2 separate regions of the Mus musculus genome follow, and region 2 is linked to region 1. The links are chromatin loops, found by intact Hi-C in ENCODE. Cell type or tissue: heart. All regions are shown on one strand.

Evidence for each region. A loop is a pair of places that touch in the nucleus more often than their neighbours do. Peaks named below come from ENCODE experiments on the same cell type or tissue, not always from the same donor. Only the 100,000 strongest peaks of a DNase experiment are listed, where the experiment ranks them.
Region 2: it touches region 1 in a loop (24-fold over the local background); 10 of 42 quality-filtered maps call a loop at or near these places.

What each region holds. Positions count from the first base shown.
Region 1 is chr14:41,032,052-41,034,551 of GRCm38, forward strand. No RefSeq gene overlaps it. Among named protein-coding and RNA genes, the nearest start is that of Prxl2a, 19 kb to the left of the region's middle. In heart, a CTCF peak has its summit at 1,499 (motif pointing left); a DNase peak (open chromatin) is centred at 1,530; H3K27ac peaks cover 299 bases.
Region 2 is chr14:39,531,549-39,534,048 of GRCm38, forward strand. No RefSeq gene overlaps it. Among named protein-coding and RNA genes, the nearest start is that of Nrg3, 60 kb to the left of the region's middle. In heart, a CTCF peak has its summit at 1,311 (motif pointing right); no DNase peak of the experiment used is centred here.

The DNA of each region.
Region 1 (2,500 bases):
TTTACAACAGCCATGTTGTAATTCATGTAGCATGATGCCCTTGTTAGAAGCCAGGATCACGGCACTCTTTTAACTTCCATCTCTGCTTTCAAAATCAAGCACCAAAACTACCAACCATCCAACCATCCAACCATCCAACCAACCAACCAACCAACCATCCAACCAACCAACCAACTAACCATCCAATCAACCATCCAACCAACCAACCAACCAACCAACCAACCAACCAACCAACCAACCATCCAACCAACCAACCAACCAACCAACCAACCAACCAACCATCCAACCAACCAACCAACCAACCAACCAACCAACCAACCAACCAATCAGACAACAACAAAAACCTCCATAAATTTCGATAAATTATGCAGCCTTATGCATTTTTGTTATAGAAATAGAAAAGGGATTCAGACAGAACCAAACATAAAATAATATGACTTCTTCCTCATGGGCCTCTGTTTCCTTTATAGTCCTTCTACTCATTATCTTTCTTTGCAGTTACAAATAAAGCAGATTTAAGGAGTAGTTGAACTTGATAGGTGCTCAGTAAACAATCACTGCTATTTATGAGTTGTTCGTTGCTTTGCAGTCTTGCAAATTATTGACACCTATATAAGCCAAAGCAGGGCTTTTTTTCGCCCCAGAAAATTGTATGCTAATTAAATTTCCATGAAAAAAAAAACACAAAAGGAAACTTTTTATTTAGGCCTTTAAAAGTACTTTATTCTTTGTGATTTCATACATGTATACAATACATTTTGATCATATTTATTCTCCAGTCCCCTGTGACTCTTCTAAGCCCCATCCCACATGTGATGTCTACTTCTGTTTTGGTTTGTTTTAGTAGTCCACTGAGTCCAGTTTGTGCTGTGCCTACACTCATGAGTGTGGGATCGATCATCCGCCAGAGCCCTTAGCCCTAAAGAAGGCTGATTCTCCCTCTCCTAGAAGCTATGACTGTCAGTAGCACTTAGCTAGGGCTTCTTCCTCAACGCTGGAACATATAGGCTTCTCTTGACTTCTGGCTCTTACTGCTTTCTACCCTTTCTCTTGAGTTGATCCTTGGGATATGTGTGAGTGTGTGTGTGTGCGTGCGCGCAGACTGGTTTGCGAAGTGGTTAAAAGATCTATTTCCATGAGATAGAAAGAATGAGTTCAAGAGATCTACTGTCCAGCATGCAAACTATAGTTAATCAGGTATGCATATAAGAAAATCACTAAGGAAGAGCAATAATGAATATGCTAATTATTTCTATATTTAGCCATTCCACAATGTATACATATTTCAAGTCATTATGTTGTACACTATAAATATATGTAGGTTTTGTTAAGTGAAGAAGCCAAACCAAACCAACCAAACAAACAATAACAACAACAAAAACTAACCAACCAAACAAAGAAAACCCACCACCACCACCAAAAAAAAAAAAAAAAAAAAATTCCTAGTTGCGGCAGAGGCAAGTTAAAGTCATGAAGCACTGCTGCCACCCTGTGGCTATATAACGTAAAGCAGCTGGTCTCTCATCCACAGAGAAAGTACTGGAAGGGGGGAGGGGGAGGGGCACTGGCTACTTGTAACTACAAGAACTGTCTTAAAATTACGTGAGTCCAAGAATGATGGTAAGAACTGTGGTATCATCAGAAGCTTGGGAATTCTTGGTGACCCAGGCATGTCCTTCACAGAACATTTAAGTGTCAGAGAAGCCGAGGATGAGGGCATTTCAGTGGGTTCTTTCACTGTTTAAGTGGATAAAAAAAGAACGGAAGAACGTGACAGAGAATCACATCTCCCTCCCACAGCCTAGCTTTCCCATTACACTGTGGGTAGAACGACTTTAGAAAGCTCCCAAAGGCCTGCTGAACCCCAGATAAGGACCAGCAAGTTCAAAAGTCCAAAGAGAACAAATCACACAGTGAAATATTAATACATTTGCCCTGCCCCGGGGAGGAAGAGGTTCCTAGGACTAGCAGATCCCTCACAATCCAAACAGCCTGAGAGTAATACAGAAAGGGATGCCGTCAGAGAAGTTACTCCATGATTGTCAGGTGCTGGGGCCTTCTCTTTTGTTATAAAGAGAGAGACAACATGACTAAGGCAAGTTACAGAAGAAAGAGTTTATTAGGGCTTTACAGTACAGAGGGTAAGACCATGACCATCATAGCAGGGAGCGTGGGGACAGGCAGACAGATGTGGCACTGTGGTAGTAGCTGAGAGCTCATTCACAATTCTGAGACAGAAGCAGGGAGGAAAGAAGGGAAAGAGGAAGGGAGGAGAGACAGAGAGAGAGAGGAGGAGGAGGAGGAGGAGGAGGAGAGAGAGAGAGAGAGAGAGAGAGAGAGAGAGAGAGAGAGAGAGAGAGAGAGAGAGAGAGAGAGAGACTGAGTGAGCTTGGTGTGGGCTTCTGAAACCGCAAAGCCTGAACCCAGAGACTCACTTCCTTCAACAAGGCCATACATCCAAGTCCTTCCTAAATACTGCCATCAACTTGGGACCAAACAT
Region 2 (2,500 bases), 1.5 Mb before region 1:
AGTCTTGCTCTGTAAGCCGGACATCTCTTTCCTTTACCCTGTCTTTGGTCTGAAGTCTCCTTACACAAACAAGTGAGAGTTGCTAACTGAGCCAGTAAACCCACAGAACCCCAAGAGAAAAAAAATTATAAGATGTTGCTAAAAGATGTGGTTTTGGGGGCGTTTAAAAAAACGCTAGCAATAAATAACTAGAGAGTTTGTTAATGTGCTATTTACACAAATGCCTGTCAGATGGCAGTAGGTGGGCTCTAGACAGAGTGAATGAATAGATGCTGGAGATACACAAAACTGAACACATGAAAACTTACTATTGTTCCTTTCTGTTCCTCCTGCCCACCCTGTTTCCCCAGATAACATAGTGCTCTGTGGAAGGCTGCAATGAATTCAGAACTAGCAATTTCATGCTTTATTCTTCTGATAGTCTCACATAATGATGGAATTTGCTTTGAAGAGTCTAAGCTGCTTCAACCAACATGTTTTATTTTAGGATCCTCCTTGCATTGTGCAAACAATGCTGGAATTTTGGCATTCTAAAACTCTCTACAGTTTCAAGCAGTTTATAAAGAGTCAAGTCAGTTATGCAAGGGTAGATAATCCACATGTATAGGTGCTAAAGGACATCCTTAGTTATTGAGACACACTGGGTAGAAGATGATTGGGGAAAGGTTCAACCAGAAATAAGTTTTCACATTAAAAAACTTAAAAGTAGAGGGAAGAAAAGGAAGGTAGACTTCTTACATATCTGAAGAATGATATGGCCCTCTACTTTTTAATAGAATTTTAAAATAAGTTTGACAAAATTTTCCTTACTCTGTGTAAACAAACGACTGAATAAATGATGATTCAAAACCAGTTTTATGAAGTGATGGGAAAGTCATTGCTACCTCTGACATCATCAGCTGTCCCCTAGACTTATACTGTCATGTGGACATAGCACGATGTGCTATTACAAAAGAGAAAATGTCAGTTCATTAGCTGCTTACTGAGGCTCACAAAATATATAACTGCTTCTAATTCATGTAATGTAATGGTGTTATGAAGTTCTGTGGGGAGCTGTTACTGGGATTTCTAGATTTCTACTTCTTTTGTTGTTTTTCCAGATGGCCAATTAAGGGACGATTAAAATAAAACAAGAAAGATTCTTTTCTGTTACTTTCCATGTTCTGATAGCAGGTTATTCTGTTGAAGGATACTGCTGTTTCTGAGCCTCAGGACCAAGAAGGGAAAAACAACAACAACAAAACCAAACTAAAACAAACAACAACAACAAAACCCAAAACCTTAGGGAAGCATCTGCACACACCAGCCTCTAGGGGGAGCGCAAGATCTTCTCTTGTGTGTCCTTACCCAGCTTTGCTCTCTGCCCCAAATAGCTCTTGTGATTTTCACACCAGCACTTGTTCCACTGATGCCATGCTACTGACTATCACTACAAGGTTGACAGTTTTCTTCAGCAAAAGACGTGATAATTTTCAAAGGCAAGATGGAGCTATTCAAGTATCCCCCATGAGACACATGCCTCTTGTGTCTGGAGAAGGGACAAGGTGTGTATAAAATGTGTGTATGTGAAAATAGTTGGCACCCCACAACCACTGTTCTACATATGGGGGATCAGTTTATTGTGAGCAGAACATATTTGTAAACAAACTGCTGCATTTTTATTAGAAGGTCTGTGTACATACATCTTTTTTCCCTATTAATTTATAAATAATGTTTTGCAACAAATATTGACACAGTGCTCTGATTCAATTATAGATCACATGGATAAACCCAGAGACAATTTATAGTACAAGGGATGAAAATCCCTTGCCATTATATAGCAGAGATGTGAACAAGCATGGGTTGTGTTATGTTAAGATCATTCTGGAACCATTTTCCTGTAAACAAGAAGTGGGGCTACATGCCTACACATGAGTAACTGCACAGTCTTATTTTTCTGTCACAAGCATACATGCATACACACATGCATGGTCTGTGTATCTTTCACTCATGTATATGCATGCATGCATACCTGTATTATGTATAAACCCTCAAGAATGATGTATTTTCCTCTATAATTTAAAAGTGAAGTAGTTTACTCCCAATTGAACGTCAGCTGGAATGTAACTTCTTTTTTGTAAGAGGCCATTGAAACAACTGGAGTCAGGCTAGGTAGGCACTGCATAATTCACTGGTTCACACACACTCGTGGCAGTTGTTGTCTCATTCACAAATAGTTTTTAATAATGATATGGTGTGGTGGATTTTGTTTTCGTTCATGGCCAATAAGAAAGTGCTGTGCTTCTTTACTCAGTTATTTTAACACCTCAACCAAAGGCATGTTAAAATGAGTGGGGTAGAATTACAGTCAAAGTCCAACGCATACGTGATTTTTGGAGTAACTTCCATGGATATGCATGTATATAAGTATGTATGTTTCGATGTATTACATATTTATGTATGTGTGTGTGTGTGTGTGTGTGTGTATACAAATATTTACAAGTTTGTATTTCAGAAACTA